2 separate regions of the Homo sapiens genome follow, and region 1 is linked to region 2. Evidence: chromatin loops called from intact Hi-C (ENCODE). Cell type or tissue: OCI-LY7. All regions are shown on one strand. Each heading gives the region's core, and the rest is flanking DNA. Links, peaks and the distances in the headings are about the cores only.

Region 1 (12,216 bases), core at 2,297-10,296, 51 kb after region 2:
TATTTGGAGGTAAAATATTTTTATTTCTTTCAAAGCTTATAGGATAGAATTTTAACATAAAAATCAATTACATTTCTACGTATTAATAATGAAAAATTGAAAATGATTTTTAAAGTAATATATATATAAAACAGTGTAAAAAAATCCATGGGTATGAATTTAATGAATGATGAGCAAGACCTCCACACTGAGAAATTAAGAAAGGCCTCACTAAATGGAGAGACAGACAAGAAGAGTTGATAATGCTCCACATGGAGGACGCTGTAGGGAAATGGCATTGCTGTACATTGTTCTTGGTTACTTTTTCTAAATAAATGTCCTAATGATTACATAATTATATGATAATAATAATAGCTACCACTTTTTAGTGCTGGATGTGACTGACAAATTAACTCCCTATAAGGGCAGCTCTGAACTTGGCACTTCTCTGCTCAAAAACTCCTTTTTATTCATAGGCTCAAGGACTAACTATTATGGCATTCACAAGCCTCCACTATTGGCTCCAAACTCCCTTGCCATATTCACCTCCTACATTTTCCCTCATATACACCTTATACTCTAGCCACACTGGATTCCTTGCCATTTCCCAGTTTAAGATTTTGACCTTAACGCCTTGGCTCATGATATTCCCTGCCTTTAGCCAACTCTTCCCCTTCCCTAACCAGTCATCTCTGGCTGGGGCCTGGCTCCCAGTACCTTACAGAACTTAGCACACTGTGGGGCACTTAACATATTTCCAGTGTGGTAAATAGTTGCGAAATGAATAAGAGAAGTGTGGTTCATTGACCCCAATCCCAGAGGAAAGGGTAAATGGATGTGTGTGATTCTGAATAAAGACAAATGGGGATAATGGGGATAAAATGTCTGTTTAAAAAGTGCAGGCAGCTTGGCGTGGTGGCCCACGCCTGTAATCCCAGCATTTTGGGAGGCTGAGGCAGGTGGATCACTTGAAGTCAGGAGTTTGAGACCAGTCTGACCAACAGGGTGAAACCCTCTCTTTAGTAAAACTACAAAAATTAGCCAGGCGTGGTGGTGTGCACCTGTAATCCCAGCTACTTGGGAGTCTGAGGCAGGAGAATCACTTGAAACTGGGAGGCAGAGTTTGCAGTGAGCCGAGATCTCACCACTGTACTCCAGCCTAGGTGACAGAGTGAGACCCTATCTCAAAAAAGAAAAAAAAAGTGCAGGCAAATCTCCTTATTTGGCAGGCCTCTTTGAAACAGATTGTGATAATGAGTCAAAGCCACAATCATCCCAGAATCCCCCCCAGTTCTGGAGGATTCAGAGATATTTAGTAATTCTGCATTTATGTGTTTTTTTCTATTACTTACTCATAGAATCACAACTTTTTTTAATATATAGATGATCAGCAAAGCTTTTAATTGATTTATTGATTGAAGTATCTTCTATTATAGCCAAAAGAGAGTTTTGAAATCATCTAGACAAGGAGCCTCAAATGAGTTGTTTTAAACTGGTCCAGTTGATACAGGGTGTTGTCATGAGACAGGGTAGGGATGGAGCTTGGCTTCAGCTCACCCCTACTACGGCATTCTTTCTTGCATTCCACCGTACTAGTCAGTGTTCTCCACAGGGGCAGAACCAATAGGATACATGTGTATATATATAAGGCAGAGTTTATTAGGGAGAATTGGCTCACACAATTACAATCATGAAAACCCATGATAGGTCGTTTGTGAGCTGGGGAAGAGAGAAGCTGGTAGTGGCTCAGTCTGAGTCTGAAAGCCTCAAAAACCAGGAAGCCAACAATGCAGCCTTCAGTCTGTGGCCAAAGGCCAAGAGACCCCGGAAAGCCACGGGCGCAAGTCCCAGAGTCCAAAGGCTGAAGAACCTGGAGTCTGATGTCCAAGGGCAGGAGGAGCGGAAGGTGGCATCCAGCATGGGAGAAAGAAGGAAGCCAGAAGATTCAGCAAGCAAAGTTATCCCACCTTCCTTTTTTTTCTTTAACTTTTTCATTTTTATTTTTATTGTTTTTTTGAGACAGGGTCTTGCTCTGTCACCCAGGCTGGAGTGCAGTGGCACGATCTCAGTGCAGTGGCATGATCCCAGCTCACTGCAACCTCCACTTCCCACGTTCAAGTGATCCTCCTGCCTCAGCCTCCCAAGTAGCTGGGACTACAGGTGTGCACCACCATGCCCGGCTAATTTTTGTATTTTTAGTAGAGATGGGGTTTCACCATGTTGGCTAGGCTGGTCTCAAACTCCTGACCTCACGCCTGTAATTCCAGCACTTTGGGAGGCCGAGGTGGGCAGATCAGGAGGTCAGGAGTTTGAGACCAGCCTGGCCAATATGGTGAACCCACCTCTACTGAAAACACAAAAATTAGCCATGGATGGTGGCACACTCCTGTAGTCCCAGCTATTCAAGAGGGTGAGGCAGGAGAATTGCTTGAACCTGGGAGGCAGAGGTTGCAGTGAGCCGAGATCGTTCCACTGCACTCCAGCCTGGGTGACAGAGTGAGACTCCATCTCAAGGCAAAATAATAATAATAATAATAATAATAATAATAATAATAATAATAATAATAATAATAATCCCTAACAGCTTTTTTTCAGAGAGCCAGCTGGAGAATCCTTTTGCCTCTGCTATCTCCCTTTGGCTGTCTCTCTTGTGCTCTAGCACAAGCCCCAAAATAGAATCCTTGTCCAGGAAACCTGCTTGGCCTTATGTTAATTTTCATTACATGGGGAGCCACAGCCTCTTGGCCTGTAACATATTCAGGATGGCTTCATAAAGGAACAACTAGTGCAGTTGCCTGGGGCCCCACACTTACAAGGACCCATGCTTGGTTCAATGTTCTACTATTGCAGTCTTGAAATTCTTATTATTTTGAACAAGGGGCCCTGCAAATTATATAATCAGTTCTGTGTACATCTCCTCATGTTCAGCCTTCCTTCCCTCCATGTACCTCTCCTGCAGTAAGACAATTCCAATGTCTGGAGGCAGCTGGAAAGCATTGCATGTGGAACACTGGAGGTTGCATCTTCTCACCCGTCCATCTTTGCGGATTACTTCTCAATTTCTACTAGGAAAGCCTGGAGACTTCTGAGATAGTCCAAGTTCCCCATTTTACACATAAGAATACCAAGATCCAGAGATGCAAGTTCCTCCAGCTACCACTTAAATTATTTAGGTATCCTTTTCCAGGTATCTTACATTGCTATTATACCAAATAAAAATTATAACAGGCAACACTGAAAGAGAATGAGGTCAGAGAAATTAATGATCATGGCAGGATATGGGATCTGGACCTGTTTCTATATAAGACAGAGGCTGGTTCGAACCGTAGGCAGAATTCCTGAGCTCTCTCACCAGCAACATTTTCACCTTCATCTCCATCTCAACATCGCAGACTTTGAAGAACTAAAAGGATCTTTGAGGTTACATTCCTAGCCCAGGAGTCCTTAAAAAGATAACATCTAAGTCCTGGGATTCTTAATTTTTGAGTGGAGGCCTGTTTCATTTTTGGGACACCTTGGTTATTAGAAAGTATATTCTCTTTATAAAGAACAGAAGTCAGCCTCTCCATAAATTCCAACTACAGCAATCAATGGCCCTACAGGATGACAAACAATAACTCTCTCCACCTAAAAGCTTTTCGGATAATTGCAACTAGCTTTATATCTACCACCCCTTCCTCTAGGCTGTTTTGTTCTTTTTCCTAGTTGAACACCCAGTTCTCTACAATGTCCCACAGTGATGGAGTTTCTAAACACCTTCCTATTCTTATCTCTCATCTGTGGTGATCCTCAGAGCCACTAAAAATCATTAGGTTATAAAATGAAAAGAAAACAAAGCAAAAGTATCATGACAGTTTAAAAATGTGCTAAGTAAAAAAATCAGTAATTATAATCCCAGCACTTTGAGAGGCTGAGGCAGGAGGATTGCTTGAGCCCAGGAGTTTGAGACTAGCCTGGGAAATATGGGGAGAATAAGTGAGTACCACCTTAAAAATTTCGTAATTTTAAAAAAATTAGCTGGATGTGATGGCACACACCTGTGGTCCTAGCTACTCAGGAGTCTGAGGCAAGAGGATAGCTTGAGCCCGGGAGGTCAAGGCTGCAGTGAACTGAGATCGCACCACTGCACTCCAGCCTGGGCAACAGAGAAAGACCCTGACTCAAAAAAAATAGTCAGTAATAAAGTTCCAGGACTGGAAAGACTGTGACCAGGATTGTAGGGAAAGGTAAGTATGTAAGTCAAGGCTTTCTGTTGCAAGTGATAAAACCCATTTGGGACTTTCTTAAACAAATAACAGAATATTTTCATCCCAGAGCAAAAAGCCCTCTCCCCCTTCAGTTCCAGCTGGAAAAGGGCTCTGATTAGTCAAATTGGGTCACTGCCAATTCCTGGGTGGGGAAGTCATAGTTGGGTAAGAAGAGGAAAGAATCACCCAGATCACACGGACAGAGGAGGGAGCAGAGTATCACCAGGAGAGAGGTGAAGGTGTGGACATAGGCAAACAAACATAAAGGTGCCCTGCAGAGAGTGAGCCACAAAGTCAAAGACAAACACTAAATATTTTATTCAGTTATTGCACATTTATTTCTTTAGATGGGGTCTTGCTATGTTGCCCAAGCTGGTCTCAAACTCCTTGCCTCAAGCAATCCTCCCACTTCAGCTTCCCAAAGTGCTGGGATTATAGGCATGAGCCACTGTGCCTGGCCTTCTAGGGATTATTATTTAAAAAAAAAAAAAAAAAAGGAAGGTGTAGAGAGCACTCTAATATTCTAAGAATAGAGTTGTTAAGACAGCAGCAATGCTAGAAAAAAATTTTAATTGGCTAATGAGTAATATATATACTTTTTTTTTCTTTTTTGAGATGGAGTCTTGGTCTGTTGCCCAGGATGGAGTGCCAAGGCATGATCTTGGCTCACTGCAACCTCCGCCTCCTGGGTTCAAGCAATTCTCATGCCTCCCAAGTAGCTGGAATTACAGGCGTGTGCCACTACACCTGGCTAATTTTTGTATTTTTAGTAGAGACAGGGTTTCACCATATCGGCCAGGCTGGTCTCGAACTCCTGACCTCAGGTGATCCACCCGCCTTGGCCTCCCAAAGTTCTGGGATTACAGGGATGAGCCACCACGCCTGGCCTGATAGTTTTTTTTAAGGGAGATAAACAAGTAATGAAGAAACAAGAAAATGTTGAGTGCATTGATTTTTTAATTGATATCTAGTAAGAATGCAATTTAATATTTTGTGATGGGAAATAATTATAATTATTTAAATACATTTTAAAATGTTATAAAATCTGTGCTAATAGTGACTTGATATCTATTTGAAAAAGTGCTTTGAAAATTAAAACAGAATCAACTTATGATTACATGACAGTGGAAAACTATTGAGGCATTGAACACCTGGATGAAGGGTTCTCCTGTGCTGGGGGCTGTGGTCCTACTGCCTGGGCGGCCATTCTAAGGAAGAGGCACACAAGAGCTCATGCTGTGGGTGGACACGCTGGCTACATTTCTCATACACTGTTTTCTTGAGCACTGGGGAAACCCAGAGGAGGACACTTCATTTGTCCAATTAAAGATGGGATTTCATTGAGTGCTGCCTCAGAGCCCACAGACCACAGGCCCAGATGCATTCACAGCTGCCCAGAGCCAACAAGGTGGCTAGAATGTCAGCAAGAGGGGACACCGGGTGGTTCTAGTTTCCTTGTGGTTGGAGTCTGTTGAGTTAACAGCCCAAATCTGACCACACAGGCTTGGAACAGTGTGCAAGGGAGCAACCGAGAGGAAGTTAGCCAATGTTGGATCCGGGCCAGTCAACTTCTAAGAAAACGTGCCAGCAAGGGGCAGGGCCCTTGCCGAGAAGAGCTGGGCTCCTCTGGCTGTTTCTCATGGAGGCATAATTCAGTGGTGAAACCAATGCTCCCACAGGCCCCACACAAATGCTTCCTGCCCCTCCAAGCCTACAGAGCAATTGCTTTGCCTGAGGCCTCTCAAGTTGAAGGAAGATCAATAAGGCTGTCTGATAGATAATTGTGACTTGGAGCTCTTTGGATAGCTTGTCATGTTCTCTCGGAGGGCTTTGGCTTTGTTTATACAAAATGGGAAAAGGCTGTTAAACATTGAAACTTTTGATATTTTACTTTCCAAGAGGAACCACTATGGGCATTTAAAAACTCAGTCAGCAAATATTTATCAAGCAGCTTCTATCTGCAAAATACTGTGCTAAACTGTTGCAGATTCACAAGCGTGCTGTAATTAAGTTGTACACATGAGATTAACTATTTACAAACAATACACCTATGTTTATATATCAAATGAGTATTGTCATCTTTAGAACAATTATTTCAGGAGATAATACTCTTTTTTTTTTTTTTTTTTCTGAGATGGAGTCTTACTCTATTGCCCAGGCTGGAGTGCAGTGGTGCAATTTCAGCTCACTGCAACCCCTCCTCCCGGGTTCAAGTGATTCTCCTAGCTGGGATTACAGGCACACACCACCACGCCTGGTTAATTTTCGTATTTTTAGTAGAGACGGAATTTCACCCTGTTGGTCAAGCTTGTCTCGAACTCCTGACCTTGTGATTCTCCCACCTCGGCTTCCCAAAGTGCTGGGATTACAGGCGTGAGCCACCACACCCGGCCTTCAGGAGATAATATTCTTAATCCAATGGTGTTATCTGCGTAGAAAGTATTTTTAGAACATCTTTTCTTTGGGCATCACCTCAGAGCCTATGGTTCATTCTTTTGAATATGTTCAATGTTGCGAAGCCACTGAGAGTAGAGGCAAGATAAAATTGAGGAATATATTTTCTGATTTTAAAAAAATAAGTCCACACAAAAACATATGTGAATATTCAGAGTAGTTTTATTCATAATAACCCTGAACTGGAAACAACTCCAATGTCCATGCCTATGCAAAATGTGATAATATCCATACAATGGAATATTATTCAGCCCTAAAAAGAAATGAGGTACTCATACATGCTACTGAGGTAGATGGACTTGTTTTCCAATCAGACCCTTCTGATCAAAACAGGATGTAGCAGAGGAACTGGCGGAAACCAGCAGATGGTGACGAAAGCAACCTCTAGTTGCCCTCACTGCTCCTTAGCATAAAGACACTCCCACTAGTGCCAAGACAGTTTACAAATGCCATGGTAACGAGTGGGAAGTTGCCTTACATGGTTCCAGGAACTTCCCCGCCCCTTTTCGAGAAAATTCTGAATAATCCCATAATTAGCACTTAGTTAAGAGTAGGCAAAAATATAGCTGGCCAGCAATCTGTGACAGCTGTGGCAGCTGTTGCTCCTGCTTGGGACTGCAGCTGCTGCTGCTGCTCTAGGCTGCTCTGTTTATGGGACAGCACTGCTCTGCCTATGGAGTGGCCACCTTGCTGTACACTGCTGCTCTGGGCCACTCTGTCTACGGGTTAGCCCTGCTCTGCCTACGGGTTAGCCCTGCTCTGCCTATGGGTTAGCCCTGCTCTATGGAGCAGCCATTGTGATGTACACTGTTGCTCTAATAAACTTGCTTTCTTTCACTGTCAGCTGATTCTTGAATTCTTTTCTGAGTGAAACCAAGAACCCACCAAGCTAAGCTCCAGTTTTGGGGTGCATCTGCATCACTACAACATGGATGAACCTTGAAAACATTATGCTAAGCAAAATAAGCCAGTCGCAAAAGATCATATATGATAGGATTCCATTTATACGAGGTATCCAGAAAAGGCAAATCTATGCAGACAGAAAGTAGACTAGTGGTTGCCCGGGGCTAGGGATGGGAATAGGCGATGGAGGTGTTCTAAAATTGGATTGTGGTGAGGGTTGCATACTTGTGACTTTACTAAAAATCATCTAATCGTACACTTAAAGTGAGTGCATTTTATTATATGTAAATTATACCTCAATAAAGCTTTTTTGAAAAATGAAATGTGGCTAGACATGGCTCACTCGTGTAATTCCAGCATTTTGGGAGGCCAAGGCGGGCAGATCACTTGAGGTCAGGAGTTTGAGATCAACTTGGCCAACATAGTGAAACCCAGTCTCTACTAAAAATACAAAAATTAGCCAGGCATGGTGGCTCATGCCTGTAATCCCAGCTACTTGGGAGAATGAGGCAGGTGAATCGCTTGAACCCAGGAGGCGGAGGTTGCAGTGAGCCCACATCGCGCCACTGCACTCCAGCCTGGGCAATAAAGCAAGACTCTATCTCAAAAAAAAAAAGGAATATGATGATTATAAAGTATAAAAAATTGATTTTGGGGTGACATATGAACCAATTCTAAAGGCAAATGGAAAGGGTTAGAAAATTCTTCCCTCTCAGAGTTCTAAAAATCAGTTGAGCAATAGCAGCATCCTGAGAATGAATGTGCATCGCCTCCCAGGGTGACTGACAGCCAAGTCTCATTTACACACAGTCTGATGGGCACTACTCCAGTAGCGCAGTAACTATTCCAGAGCTATTGCCTTTCCCGAAGCTTACAGTCCACTGGGGAGATAAGAAATATAAAGATATTGACATCTGTCGATAAACAAAGTAAAATAAGTCAGCTCTGGTCAAATTGGCTTTTAAAACACTTTTTGCTCCTTTTACAGTGTGAGTTGATGGCACAGTAAGAGATAGTGGGGCTTTCCTTTTCATAGTCAGTTTGCAAAATCCCTACATAAAGGATTTTAAAAGATCAGTTATGAGGAGAGAAAATCCCCAGATGAGGGACATACTGTTTTTCCTCCCTCCCAAATTCCTCACTCCCTGAAATACCGCTGTGGTAATGGGAACCTTCCACTTGAGTCCTTTCGCCCCAGGTCCAAGAGAAATAACACCATGATTGATATTGCATTTTCAAAGTCACTGATACATAAAAATAACTTCCTAGCTATTGTCTAAATGAATGACTGCATTTTAGATTTCAGCTGACACAGGTCTGAAATCCCTCTCTTTGGTTTCAGTCCCCATTTCTCTGTAGAGCTGACGTTGGCAGCTTGAGGTTTTTCTTTAGTGGTGCACCAGTGACATCTCTCTCTTGCTACCTCTGTTTCTTGTCTTGGATTTTCTTCTCTAAAATCCAGAATGATTTTCCTCTTGCACTCTGCAGGATAAACCCATGCAATGTGGCTATGACATCAAACTCCATGCCAGGATGTGGAAGTGGGATTAGGAACATACAGGTGAAGCTTTGTATGATTTTGAAAGGTTTAGCACAGCAGGAAACTGGCCTTGTTACTCAGATAAATGCTAGTGACCTATCAAATGCAGGATTAAGTTTTTAAAATTTGCTCCCAAAGGCAATATGGAAAAATGGAGGGACTCAGGCTGTGGTTATAGTTCTCCTGAGGAATGGACAGATGTGTGCAGATATGTGCTGCAAAACCAGATTGCCTTTCCATGCCATTGAGAGGCCTCTTAAGGAATGTCTGATGAATATTAAGAGAGAACTCAATAAATGTGCATTGTGAAAAAGAGTTACTTAACACATTATAGCCATCTGAAGCCTAATATTGAATTAAAACGCCAAGTTACCAGTCACTAAAGAGGGGAGTCCAGAGTACAACAGTTGGAAAACTAAGCCAAAGACTTAGGAAGGTGCTACTGAATGTTCTCACTGTTATTGTGATCAGTGGCTGAGCACCTGGCAATTCCAGGGTAGGCCAGTAGGTCTGCAAAGAGGGGAGCCTTGGTGCTTAGTTTCTAAAACTTACCTGGGAAGCAATTGTGAATTAATCAGTCATTATAATCCATGAGCATACAATATTTCATGGCATTGTGGTGAACTGTTTTGTGATTGTATCAGCTTTGGGATGTAAATATTTAAAGAACACCAACTGTATCCACTTCATCTCAATTGCCAGTATTTAGTGTAGATTCTACAAAGATGCGTACACAAAATTACCTGATTTTGCTGACTTTATACAGGTCAGTAAGCTCAACTGAAAAGTTAGAAAAAACACAACCTCTTACTTCAATAAAATAAATTACGGTAGCCAACAGTGCTTCACAGATTTGTCATATGAGTTAGCAGTAAAAAATATCTCTCCCTGATGACTAAGCCATGGACTCAAATCCCCCTGTCGGTCACCTCTTTTCTAATTATCATTAAGCATGACTTAGCTGGATGAACCACGGCTCAGGAGGAAGCATTAAAGCTCAGACATTGACCATGACAACTAGGGTGGAAATGTCTCTAAAATTGGGCAGTGGCCTGAATATATTGTAGGTCTTCTTTGAGAATTATCAGAGGCAAGAGGAATTGAAGCAGCACCTAAAAGGAAATGAAGGGTTAGCCTGCAGCCTACTAAGGATGGTAGCAAGGAAAAATGACACTCAAGAAGAGCAAATAGTTCTACCAACAACCAGCCAATATCAATTTTCCAGGTCTCAGAGGCTCAGAGAAACATGGACCAAGACTGTATGAGCAAAGAAACCATATCTTAGGCGTGGCAAAGAGAAAATTAGGCAAAGATCAAAGGGAAGGAAGAGATTTTTGACTCAGAGAGAGGGAAAGGGGAGAGAGAAGTTTTGGTGGGTGTCTTATCTGTCTGTATATGTCCATGGTACCTAGCATATTGCTATAAATGTAGTCAAGGGTCAATACATGCTGTTTGGTTGAATGGAATGGATAAGATTTTTGGTAGTTGAGAAACTTTGAAAGAATGATGGATGCTTTCCCATTTTTCCTAAATTGTGTCCCTGATAGCAGAATTTGCCACCTGCAGATATTATATCTCAAGCTGCTTAGGGGTGAAATGGCTTACGTAAGAGATACTTGATATTTTTTGGCTTAGGCAGTTTTTATTAATATGTACATACACTTATGTCATTATTCTTGATCTTTTTTTTTTTCAAACAAAGTAGTGTGTGGGTTACATGCTATTAATCTTGATTTAAGAAGTCATTATTTTCCAATAATAAGTTTTTTTAACGGTGCTAAAATATACATAATATAAAGTTTACCATCTTAACCCCTTTTAAGTGTAGAGTTCAGCAGTGTTAAGTATATTCACATTGTGCAGTCTCCAAAATGTTTTCATCTTGCAAAACTGAAACTATACCCGTTAAACAACAACTCTATTCCTTCTGCCTCCAGCCTCTGGCAACCACCATACTACTTTCTGTCTCTATGGACTTAGTTACATTTGATACCTCATATAAGTGAAATCATATAGTATTTGTTCTTTCTGTGACTGGCTTATTTCACTTAGCATAATGTCGTCAAGATTCATTCATGTTGCAGCATGTGACAGGATTTCCTTTCTTTTTTTAGAGACAGGGTCTTGCTCGGTTGCTCAGGCTGGGTGCAGTGGCATGATCATAGGTCACTTCAGTTTCCAAATCTTGTGCTCAAGCAATGCTCCTGCCTCAGCTTCCTGAGTAGCTATGGCTACAAGCACGTGCCACCATGCCTGACTAATTTTTTAAAATTTTATAGAGACAGGGACTCACTATGTTGCCCAGGCTGGTCTCGAACTCTTGGCTTCAAGCAATCTGCCTGCCTCGACCTTCCAAAGTGTTGGGATTACAGGCATGAGCCACCATGCCTGACCAGATTTCCTTTCTTTTCAAGGCTGAATAATATTTCTCCGTTTGTATATAGCACATTTTGTTCATCCATTCTTCCATCCATGGACAGCTGAGTGGCTTCCACCTATTAGCTATTTTGAATAATGCTACTATGAACATGGGTGTACTAATCTCTCTTCAAGGCTATGCTTTCAATTCTTTTGGAATATATACTCGGAGGTGGGATTGCTGGATTATATGGTAATCTTATTTTTTAATTTTTTGAAGAACCTCCATATCGTTTTCCATAACTGCTGCACCATTTTACATTCCCATCAAGATTGCACAAAGGTTCCAATTTTTCCACATCCTCACCAACACTTATTTTCTATTTTTCTTGACAGTAGACATCCTAATAGTGTGAGATATTGATCTATTTCTTATGCTTCACTGCAAACTAGCCAAGGTTGAAACTCTCTTCATTTAATAGGAACAAGGAATGCAAATGGGACTCGTTAGTGGGTCCTCAATAAAGGTAGAAACATTCCAGTGGCTCCCCATCTCACCCACAGTCAAATCCAAATTTCTTATAATGACCTTCTAAGGCCCTATAAGACCTGGCCCCCACTACCTCTCTGGCCTCACCTCCCACTGTGCACCCCTCCATCACTCCACTCTACCCACACAGGCCTCCCTGCTGCTCCAGGAACAAAACAAGCAGGGCCTTTGCACTCATAGTTCCT
Region 2 (12,216 bases), core at 1,281-9,280:
GCCGAAGCTGTAGATGTCAGCCATGATGTAGGGCTGGAAGTGGTTTTTGTTCAGGCTTTCGTCCAGCACTTCTGGAGCCATATAGCGTTTGGTGCCCACCCTGGTATTCAAGGGCACATCAACTTCATTTGTGTCACTGTTGAATTTAACAGCAAGGCCCAGGTCAGCAATGCAGCAACTCCCATTTTTCTTGATGAGGATGTTTTTGCTCTTTAGGTCTCGATGAGCAATTGCGGGCTTTCCTTGGGTGCCATAAATTTCTGTGTGCAGGTGGCACAGACCACAGGCAGCTGAATAAGCCGATTTAAGCAGGGCTCTGGTGTCCAGTGTAGCACATTTCAGGAAGTCATAGAGAGATCCATTTTCATGGTAATCAGTAATCAAATAGAGCTGAGTCCAGGAACCTGTACCTTTAATGTCTGCTGCTATGAAACCAAGTATGTTTTCATGGCGCATTAGCACAGTTTGGTAGATTTCTGTTTCTCGAAACCAGCTGGCTTCTTCAGTGGTAAAGAATACTTTCACCGCCACTTTTTCGCCACGCCATTTGCCCATCCATACTTCTCCATATCGGCCTTTACCAACTTGCCGGACCATCTGAATCTGTTTGGCAATAGTTCGCTGAACCAATAAAGGTAGTCCAGACCCACTACCAGAACTTTGTGACTGGTCAATAAGGTCTTTTAGTGATTCTCCAACTGGAATAAATGCTTCATCCGTTCCAAATCACGATTGTAACGACGTCTGCTTGAGATGCTCTTGCAATAATGTCTCCAAGATGTGGCTAGATAAAACTGTACTTCCGATTTTCTCCAAACAGCTTTGATCTATGCTTCCATCTCGTGAATTCCAAGACAGTATTAAACTGATGCATATTTTCATAAGTCCGGACCCCAGGGAACGCATCCTCCAGCCCTCGGCGCGGAGCGGGTGGGCGCGGCGAGCCGCCGGGGCGAAGCGGGGCCCGGATCGGCCTTCGCCCTTGGCGTGCAGCGGCCCCGACCCGGTCGCGCCTCGATCGGGCCGTGCGATCTTCGCCGCGCGCGGACGGACGCGCCGAGCCTAAGCCTTCCTGCCCGCCCTTGGCCCTCCTCCCTCCTCGCTCCTGCCTCCTCCCTTCTTCGCCAAGCCCGGAAGGCGGATTCCAATCTCTGCCCACTTCTCTTAATTAATAAATTCCTTGCATGTTTAATTCCATCTTGGCCTCTGCTTCTTGGAGGACTCAGAAGAGTGCAGGAGCTTTGGAATAGCATCAGTTCTGAGACCTCACTGGTCCTCCAGAAACTTTCAAGAGCTTTCAGACCTGTGGCCTTTGAGGGTCCTGGCCTAGGTTTCCAGGGGCCTTCAGGCTGATAGAGCCTGGGTAAGGCCAGAAGAAATAAGCAGAAACACATATTTAGGGACAAATTTTCATGGTCTACGAAAAAGTCAGAGGTATGAAAGCGTCTGCTTTTCCTTATTTACTCATTACAGTGTGTTAGGAATTATACCTCTTTTACAGGTAAGGAAACCAAGGCTCAGAGAAGTTGAGTAACCTGCTCAAGACCACTCAATTAATAAGTGTCAAGGCCAGGATATTTCCGTTTCAAGACTACTTTCTTTCCATTCTGCTACAATAATCCTTGTTCACTAGGAAGGCAGCATAACATGGTGGGTAAGAGCATGAAGTTTGGAACCTGACTGCCTCAGCCTTGTCATCTTTAAAGTAAGAATAATGGACGAGGCACCAGACAAGGCCAAGGTGGGGGCTACTGGTTCCACATAGTTCAGTGCAGCAAGCATTTATTGAACATTTGCTGTGTGTCTGCTCCTGGGCTGGCCTCTGAGAATATAAAGATAAAAAGACAGACGTAGCCTTTACAGGGCTCATAGGCTAGTGAGGAAAGAGAGACAGCTAGATATACCAACATGATGCAAGCATCAAGAAAAGTAACATACCATGCATGCTCAATACCCTAGCCCTATTAAACCTCTCCTAATTCCCAGTAGGTCACCCCTCATGTTGAGGTCAGTCATCACATGTACTTCTCTTTATGCCCTGAATCTTCTTTCTCTCCATCTTTGTCTGGCTAAACTTTTCGTTAAGTCTCAGCTTAAATGCACTTCCTCTGAGAACGTCCATGATCCTTGAAATTAGGTACCTCTGCTGTCTGCTCTAGGCATTTATACTCAAAGTTCCATGGATGTGGGATTGTTTTATTCAGCATATATTCCCAGACTCTAGCTGACTGCATGTTGAGTGCCATAGGCATAAGAAAGGCTCAGTCAATATGAGTGAATAAATGAAGGAGGAACTAAAAAGAATTAAGGTTCTCTAGAGGGACAGAACTAATAGGAAATATATATATACAGATATATATGAAGGGGAGTTTATTAAGGAGTATTAACTCACATGATCAGAAGGTCCCATAATAGGCTGAGCTAAAGAGCAAGCTGAAAAGCAAGGAAGCCAGTTCGAGTCCCAAAGCTGAAGAACTTGGAGTCTGATGTTCAAGGGCAGGAAGCATCCAGCATAGGAGAAAGATGTAGGCTGGGAGGCTAAGCTAGTCAGTCTTTTCACGTTCTTCTACCTGCTTTTATTCTGGCTGTGCTGGCAGCTGATTAGATTGTGCCCACCCAGATTAAAGGTGGGTCTGCCTTTCCCAGCCCACTGACTCAAATGTTAATCTCCTTTGGCACCACCCTCACAGACACACCCCAAATCAATACTTTGCACCCTTCAATCAAGTTGACATTCAGTGTTAACCATCACACCTGGGGTTGACTCGGGCCACACTGGTATCCCAAGAGATTAAATCTAGTAGGTAGGGGACTGAAGAAAGAAGTTCCAGGAAACACTAAATTTAAGCTGAAAGAGCAATGATATTTAAGTCTATAAGTGATGAGTCCATTGGAACAGCAGCAGTATAGAGGATACAGACCAACTTCGGCGGCAGGGCTCAGCTAAAGGGAACAAGATGTGGCATCAGGAGCCCAGCCATGTCTGTGGAGGTTCAAGACAAGACATCGGTATCAGGGGCAACTAGTCCAAGGATGTAGACTAGGTAGGAACAGTTCACAGGTCTCAACTTAGGTGCCAACCACACCTGGTTGTTAGGAATTGATATACTGAGATAGATAGCGTCTGAGGCAGACATGCCTGCACAGGAAAGGGTCCTGAGATTTAATAGCGATGCTTAGCAGTGAGAACCAGAAGCCAAATAAAGGGAATCTCCAAAGATGTTTGCTATTTCTGCTGGTTGGGAGTTGAGAAGACAAGATCTAGCTCACTCCCTGCCCTGACAATCTCTGAACACAGGGCTGAGCAGATGGTAGCTCAGTTGGGGTTAGTTCTCACCCTCCATCCTTAGGAACAGGATGGGCTGAACATGCTTGCAGTGGGACGGGTCTGGGAAAACAAAGGACTGAAGATGACAGGAGGCCTGGTCGCCAGCCAGAGCTTTTCTCCAAAGATGCTGGCTCTTGCCCCTCACACCCAATCTCACCTCCACTCCGTAAGACACAGGGATGTAATGTCACCTGTCTGCTCCATTGGATGAGGTAGCTGAACTTCAGCTTCCTCATTAGTAAGGTAGAAATAGCAATAACTTGGCCGCTGAACAGTTGTGAAGATCAAATTGGCGTTAAAAATGCTTGGCCCAATGCCTGCCATCCAGTAGGAGCTCTGTAAACGGCAGTTGAAAGGCAGTATCTAGCTGGTTTTAAAAACACCTTCCTTGTCTTTGGAATTGTCAATCCTTTCATTCTGGGTCCCTCTTCCACTTCTTGGTGTACTTCCTCTGCTTATCTGCCATAAGGCCTCTTCTTTCATGTTGCCAAAAGCTCCCTCTTCTCAGTCCCTGACCAGGTCTGCTGTACCCACATCACCCCCTGTCCCCAAATCACCTCCTGCCCTTCTCTCTCTTCAGAATTCTGAACACTTGCTGAATTTGATCTTAAGTGCTAGAACTGTAGGGTTTCACATCAAGTGCATTTTAAAGAGACCACTTGTTAATTGAAACAAATGCCCGTTTAGTGGAATTGCAGGGCTGATGATCTCTGGCAGTAAAATAATATACAGTGCGCCAACAAGGTCGGGCAGAGGAGTGTTCATGACCCTTTTAATTGCACTGAGCAGACTGCACCATGCTTCTCAACCCTGCCCATGCTGCTAAATCATCCTGAGAACTCTTAAGAAAATACAGATTCCTTGGGTCCACCCCAGACTTTCTTACTCAGAATCTCTAGGGATGATGAGGAGGACAAAGACCCAGGTGACAACTTCACTTGCTTTAAAGGTTAAGCGGACGCAGGCTGCACAGCCTGGGATGAGAGCTGCTCTCCTTCCCTACCAAGTGCTGGGGTTGTACCCAGCAACTGGGTACCTCAACTTTGAGAGAATCCTGTCAGTACAAGCCTGGCGTCGTGGAGAACACCTTTCCCTCCTAGCTCGTCCTAGATCTCCAATGCCGCTGCCCTGGTGACGAGGAAACACCTTCTCCACTCCTACCCTCATCAGCACAGACTCCATTGCAGCTTCTGCCCCAACAAAACACATACAGGCAAGTCTTACTGAATGCATTATATATTTAAATAAGTGTTAGCGTCCATTATTTTACTGAATCATCGCAATTAAATGAGGTAATTACTATTATTATCCTCATTTTACAGATAAGAGAGTGAAGCCCAAATTAATTAATATACCTAAAGGCACATAGCTAGTAAGTGGTAGGATGTGAACCTAGGGTGGTTCAAATCCAGATTCCTAATTCTTAACCCCAGTGCTTGGTTGCCTTTACATTCTTAGCCACGCGGCCTCCACAAATTACTGCGTCTTCTTTGTACCAGAGGCAACTGTTATGTTGTGTTTTGGAATTCTCCACATTCTGCCCTCTGAGGGCTGGAGACGGATCAGCAGCTTGTAATCCATCAACAGCTTGGAGACTCTTTCTCTAGCAATAAAATCATAGCTCCCACTCCCTGCAGGAAGCCTTCAAGACACAGCTCTCGGGTTCTGTCTTCCCTGGCTCTTGAAACAAAGCCGTTGAAGTGGCTTCCTCCAGGCTCACAGCCAGGCAGTGGTCCACTTGCTTTCTTAATAGGATGGCTGGGGCCCTAATCCTCCAACACATCAATCAAATGGCAGTCAACTGGAACAGTTCATATAAGTAGACACTTTGTACTGTCCTTCCCTTGGTCTAGCCAAATTTGAACTCCTAAAAAGCTCTGAAAGAGGATGGTGCATATCAACTGTACTCAGAATGGTGCTTCTCAACCCTGGAAGCATTTTCAAGTTAACTGAGAAGCTTTTTCGAAAATATCAATGCCTGGGTCCTACTACCCAAGCCTTGAGACTTAATTAGACTGGAATGGAGCCAAGTACCCAGTGATTCTGAAAGCCCAGCTTTAGGACATTGCTGCGGGTCAGCTGCTACGAATATCTTCTAAACTTTGCAAGATGGTTTTCTGTCCCCCTTGGGAAATTTAAGTGGCCTTTTGCCAATGAGAAGGAGGTAACTGTTCATTTTAAAAGAAGCTACTTTCACTTTCCCTTCCACATGTGAGACAGAGAACCCCTGTGGACTGGTGTCTCATGAGAACAGAAACACTCCAGCTGAAACCAGAATGGTCTGCCTTGGTCGTCATGGCTGAAAGACCTGTACTGAGGGCGTGAAGCAGAACCCCCTTTATTAGCCAGAAGAATGAGTATAGAAATGGTAGGCTCTGGGGGCTGGATTCTGGTAATTGGTCCTATTGGATGGACTATCTTCGGACATTCCAGAAACAGAGCTGTCCCCAAAATCTTTAGAAAAAAAAAATGTTGTCACTCTCCCCTGTAATTCATTCCTTGGTCTCACAATACTTGGAATCCAACAATTTTTTTTTTCCCACACTTAATCCAAATGCATCCTGTTGCAATTAAACTTCAGTTGTCTTGCTTGTCCTTGTTTAAAACAAAGGACAGCTGTTCTCACTTGCACAAAGCTCTTGAGGACTGAGCAGAGGATGGTGATAGAGGTAAATACAGCATTGTCTGACCTTGGTTTTGAGTAAACGCTCAGGTAAAATTTTTCTCTCCCTCCAGTATCCTGAGGAGCTAAACAAAAGGGCATCTGAGTTGAAGGTCCTAGATTTAATTCCTGGAATGAATAATGGAGACTTGGGGTTATTTGTTACTGTTGTTCATCTCCAGTTTCTTCATTTATAAAGTTGAATAAAATTGTATTAAGGAAAAGCCACATCTAATGAAAAAATCATCCTCATTTGCATTCATTTTCACTGCTCCTCCATCCACCTCCCACCACCAATAGCTGCACCTGAATTTCCTGAACCAAAAGGAAGGAAAGATGAAGCCAGTGTGTGAGCTGACTGTTTTCTGTAACCTACAGAAACTAGAACAATGTGAGCAGCACAAGGCTGTTGCATTGAAGGTCTGGGAATTTTTTCCAAGAGACAAGTTTGGATTGTTTGTGGGTTGATGAACTGAACAGAGGTAGTTATCTGAGAATCTTAGGGGACTTACCTCAAGTGTCATGTTTCTGTTGGTTTGTGACTGTGCAGTCTGTGTTAACTGCTTTGCCGTCGTTCCCAGGACTTGGAAGGAAAAAAAAAATCCAACCTGCTTGGTGGCTAATCATTTGAAGAGAAGTCTGCAGTCTGTTAGGCAGAATGTCTCACTTCTTTCCCCCTCTGCCCTATTGCCATGCTATTGAGCTGTGTGTCTCTTTCCAGTTTTCCCCGTTGGGCTAGCTCTGTTTTCAATGTTGTCTTCGGCAAATTACCAAAATAGAATTTATGATTCATTGACCCAAATTATGTTCCCACTGACAATATCTGCAGAAATTCTGTTCAACAATAGCTTGCTGACTTTACAGAAAACACACATCACTCCCTGGAGTTCACCCGCCCCAAGAAGACCAACAAAAAAGCAAATTAAATCTTATCTCCTCGGAAGTCCTTGATGAAGAACATCCTGGTCTTGGCAATTCACTGCATATTTTCAAAAAGCGTTCAGAAAGCAAGATTGTTAGGGTTTTCTGTGAATTGCAGTTTAATCCCGAGGCATATATGAGAGACCACTCTGTATGAACAGCAACCTTTTATTTTCCCCTAAACCACAATGCTGACATTAAGATCCTAGACTTACTCTGTGTTCTGAGCACCTTAAGGCATCACAGGCATTTATCTCAGTGGGTAATTATCAATCGAGGCAAATGACGAGACAAGCGTCAATCATTTTGGGAAGTTTATTTGCCAAAGTTAAGGACTCACACTCTGGAGACAGGTCTATGCCTTTTCTCTGAAGATAATTCTGAGGGCTTCAAATTTAAAGGAGAAAGGGCAGGATATTGAGAAATACACAATTTTCATGTAGGAGGGGGGTGGGGGAAAATAGTCATTCATGCCTTTGTCTTGCTCAGTGAATCTGCATTTTTACATAAAATAACATAGATAATAAGGCAGAGGAAACGATCAGATCTGCCTTTGTGTCAGGTGGGCAGAAAGGATGACTTTGAGTTCCGTCCTATGTGGCCCTGCACCTGTGAAGATAAGCCATCGATTTGCATTGTCCTGGTGAATTTTAACAGAAATGCTTTGGGGTGAAGATCTTGGAGGCCACAAGGAATTTCCCTGTGGGCAAAGTATGAAGGAGGTGTGTAGCTTTTCATCTTGTAGTCATCTTATTTGGGAACCAAAATGGGAGGCAGGTTTTCATGGCCCAGTTCTCAGCTTGATTTTTCCCTTTGGCTTAGTGAGTTTGAGGTCACAAGATTTCTTTTCCTTTCACATCCTCCACCCCCAGCTTTTCTTTAAAATCTTTTGGAGAAAGCATTTTTAGAAGGAAAATGTGTCTCTGATCTCAGGTTGCTTTTCCCTTTTTCTTTATTTTTTGAGCTGGTTCCTCATCACTAGGATGGTTTACTCCTACAAATTCAGGTCCTATGTTGCTAGGAAGGCTCCTTCCTAGGAAGTCATGTCCCGCATTGCTAGGAAGACTCATTCCTGGGAAGTCGTGTCCCATGAGGATAAAAATAGGGGGAGGAAAGATGGAAATGGAAAGAAAAATATAGGGACCTAGGCCAGATATATAGCAACGAAGGGGTAGCAAACCTGGAAGCTGGTTCAGGCTATACTACTGCCTCCTTAATTAGAGCAATTCTTTGAGCAATCATTACTCTAGCTCTTTTGGTTGCATGTTGACTTATTTGCACGCACATACCATAACACCATTGTAAGCAAAAACAGGACAAAACCCAAATTATTCTCATTACAGGCAATAGCTTCTGTCACCAAGTTCCCCAGGACCCAAACCAGCCAACCTATCAATCAATAAGTGAGGGTTTTGGATCTGACAGGTTAGTTATCTGGGTTTTTATATCGGTCATAAGTCGGGTTATGTTATTTGATTTGTCTGGAATATAAACACAACATTCGGTTTTTATAATGGTGCAGGTCCCACCTTGGGCTGCAGTGAGTATGTCTAAGGCCATACAATTTGGCCGCACAGCTTTCCTCATAAGGAACTCATAAGGAACTTTCGTCATAAGACCTCATTTTTTTTTTAGCAAAGAGATACTCATGCAGCTGTCATTTAGGGCCTTTTGGGTGTAACTTGTTAGGGCCTTGTATTAGTCCATTCTCAAACTCCTATAAAGAACTACCTGAGACTGGGTCATTTATGAAGAAAAGAGGTTTAATTGACTCACAGTTCTGCAGGCTGTACAGGAAGCATGGCTGGGGAAGCCTTAGGAAACTTACAATCATGGCAGAAGTGCGAAGGGGAAGCAAGCACCTTCTTCACATGGTATCAGGAGAGAGACAACAAAGAAGAGTAGGGCACTATCCATTTTCGAAACAACCAGATCTCATGAGAGCTCATTCACTATCACGAGAATAGCAAAGGGGAAAACCTCCCCCATGATTCATTCACCTCCCACGTGGCCCCTCCTCCAACACGTGGAGATTACAATTCAACATGAGATTTGGGTTGGGACACACAGTCAAACCGTATTAGGCCTCTATATACCATATAACATCTTCAATACCTATTTGTGGTACAAAGATTGAAGCTAAGTGATCATACCATTGGAATACCGAATGTGTCCAGCAGGATTGTAAATGAAAAAGATTTGCTGGTTTTGGTAGGGTCTGAATTATTCATCCTTGTGTGCAAGTATAACCACCTAGTGAACTTCATCATAACATCCTGGAGGTAACCACAGCCATGTTAGTGCCACATAACCCTTATGTCCCATTTGGAGGTAGCCAATAAATACCTGGTTGCCGTACCCAATTGGTGGCATGCCAGTCTGTGTCTTGTCATATAATAATGTGGTCACAATGTTCTCCAGGTATCCACCCCATATCTCTTCTACTGTTTGGCCATTGGTCGTTGGTGTGTTTTCCTTGTTCCCAACATAAAGGAGCATTTCGGCTAAGCTGACCTAATGAAGGGGTGAGCCACAGAGTCCCATCCCAAATTTTCATTATCCCATTTTGAAAATGAGCCATTGTTTGGGGCATAGTTGTCACCTTCTCTTTTAGCTGGGGAGATGCTAAAGTGAGAGTTAGTGAGCTGATCCTTTCCATTAAAAAACATTTCCCCTGTCTCTTGCTCTTAATAGTGTTTTTAATGGGTCAGTTACTTATATTGTCTTTTGTTATGCCAGCACTAAGGATACCAGACTGTTTCTGTGATGTAATACATTTTTGATATTTTATCCAGTTCTGCCATTGGAAGACAGATATCCGCCATGGCAGGCTGGAGCCCCTGGAAAGAGGCATGAGTCCGCATATCCAGCAGGCCTCCTTTTGTAATCTGTATGCATAATCCTGAGCCCATTGCAGAAACAGGTTTGTTTCATGGGTGACAGTGGGTGGCAGTGGCAAGAAGGCGTAGTGACATAGGAGAAATAAAAGCAAGGTTGTGAAATTGATTTTAGCTACTAAAAGGACATTAAGTCAGACAAGGCAAGTGCCTTGTTCTGTGTAAGACAGCAGTTGCCAGTATCTCTAGGACAATAGTCATAATAGCTATTATAAAATAAGCACAGGTGTTCTTTTGTATACAGGCCTGGCCCTGTGTCTTGGGTTTAAGCAGTCCACAACAGCTGTCATCTGCTTCTAGTCCTGAGTCAAAGTTCAATGTTTAGTGAGTCGAAGGCAAAGATCCTTGGCGGGAGTCACTGTCCACTCAGGAGGTTGTGCCTTTTTTAAGATGAGAGATGTGAATCCATGAGTCTATACCCTCTAATTTTGTGCTACATGGATTGGCCAATAGTACCTGGTATGGCCATTCCACTGGGGTTGAAGGGAGTCCTTCATTAAATGTCTTTTCCAGTAGACAAAGTCTCCAGGCTGCAGCATATACCTGGAACCCTATCTTCAGGCTGTGTGCTGTGAAAGGAATTCTTTACTGAATCTTGTTTTTTTTTTTTTTTTCTTAAAAAAAAGATGATAAATGAAGCACAAAAACTGCAGGAACCCTACAGTGTCCTCCTTCTCCACATCTTCCAGATGAGAGGCTGCCACCAGGGTTACTAGGGAACCCATAGTAAGTAGGGTCTTGGGAGTTAGACCCCCTACTACCTTCTGTTGAGTGAGTGGCAGACAAGGAAGTGGGGGGATGGTGGACTGGAACATGCAGGAGAAGGAGGGAACAGATCTGGTTCAGGAAGTTCAGAGAGGTCAGGGTAGAGGGGGAGGTGGGGGATCTCCAAGAGGAAAGGAAGGGATTTAGAGGATTCCTTTAAAAGAGATAAAACATTAGAGAGTCTTTGGTTAGCACTTCTGAGTTGTTTGTTGGCCTCCTGTGAGGAGGTGAGGTGATCTTCCCCGCCTTTGCTACTCTCCAGGTACCACTGAAAGTAGCTCTCCCATCCTGGTTGTTTTTGTGCCTGTGTTTTCCATCCTAGTTCACAGGTATGCTAATTTGTGCATCTCAAAAGATCCCCATCTAGGCCATGGTAACTTGGAGTCTGCTTTGGTTATAAGGGTCCACTTGGTTAAACATTTGCATGACAACTCGCCATAAGTATTTTGCAGGTACCCGGCTGGAGTTTCTAAAGGTGGAGCTTTATGTTGCACAGCTGCTGGGTTTTAGCCAACCTAGAGGTCTTGTTCCCCATAATTTACTTTCTTTTTCAGATTTACCAAGTCAGGAAGTGTCAGACCCAGGGTGTTCTGCTTGCAGACCTAGCTTTTCAGGGCTGTTACTCCCTGAACCAATTCGATCCACCTGTGTCATGGCTGTGTGGCACAGTGTGTCGGGGCTCAAGGTGCGGGAGGGGTCAGCTCCGTATATGCACCTGCCAGCTGAGATTAGGCTCGAAGTGTGTTCTTCTGAGGGGGTAACCTACTCAGAGCCGCTGCACGTCTTAGGGAGCGTTCCCCCGAGACCCTCTCATATGATTCTCAGTTGCCTGAAAATGCCCTGAAAGGCTGAGGGGAGCATGGTGCTCTTATTTCTTTGGAGTGGAAAATTCCACACTCATAAGCGAGAGGGGCTTCGAGTTGGTCAAATCTAATAAGAGAAGGATGAAAACATACAGAAAAACCCCCGAATAAGACAGAAAACAAACAAACAAAACAGCTAAGCAAAACAACGATCACACAAATTATACATTTCTGAGTGCTCTAAATGTAAGGAGAAATTAAGACCAGCTGGTTGTTAACACTAACTTTAGTCATTAAAGAGAATTTGCAAAACAGAATCCCAACTCAGCTCCTTACCTACTGATGGGGCCCAAGCTGAAGACCGCTCTCTGCCAATGCAGAAGCAGACAAGCCCACCTTCCGTGAGAGAAGCAAGTGGAAACTCCCAGCAAAAAGGAGTTTTCCCTAACAGCAAATTAACCTCAGACACCCAACTAAAAATGTTGGGAGGTCAGGGATCCCTGCAGGAAAGAGGCCCTAGACCTTGGCAAATTGTCCTATCGGTGTGAGCTATAAAGAGCCCAAGCCAGTACCAAGTACTGACAGGAGGGCAGCCGCAGGCCTGGGCCACCTTTACTCAGGATCCCTCCGTTGTTACCAGATGTCAATCGAGAAACACGACAAGACAGGTCTCACTCATTTTAGGAGGTTTATTTGCCAAAGGTAAGGACTCACACTCTGGAGACAGGCCTATGTCTTTCTCTGAAGATAATTCTGAGGGCTTCAAATTTAAAAGGGAAAGGACGGGATATTGAGAAATACACAATTTTCATGTAAGAGGGGGGTAGGGGGAAAATAGTC

The links. Hi-C counts contacts between places; a loop is a spot of excess contacts. Peaks named below come from ENCODE experiments on the same cell type or tissue, not always from the same donor. Only the 100,000 strongest peaks of a DNase experiment are listed, where the experiment ranks them.
Region 1: a loop joins it to region 2, with 2.6 times the contacts of the local background. A loop is called at or near these places in 10 of 110 quality-filtered maps.

The regions. Positions count from the first base shown.
Region 1 is chr11:121,411,656-121,423,871 of GRCh38, forward strand. No RefSeq gene overlaps it. Among named protein-coding and RNA genes, the nearest start is that of SORL1, 35 kb to the right of the region's middle. In OCI-LY7, for the core only: CTCF peaks have their summits at 9,630 and 9,829; DNase peaks (open chromatin) are centred at 5,756, 7,146, 8,937 and 9,606; H3K4me3 peaks cover 965 bases; H3K27ac peaks cover 5,000 bases.
Region 2 is chr11:121,362,147-121,374,362 of GRCh38, forward strand. It overlaps the pseudogene BMPR1AP2. Among named protein-coding and RNA genes, the nearest start is that of SC5D, 75 kb to the left of the region's middle. RefSeq lists enhancers at 5,310-5,409, 5,450-5,549, 9,918-9,977, 10,475-11,252. In OCI-LY7, for the core only: a CTCF peak has its summit at 5,008; DNase peaks (open chromatin) are centred at 5,115, 5,475, 5,976 and 7,485; H3K4me3 peaks cover 4,291 bases; H3K27ac peaks cover 6,003 bases.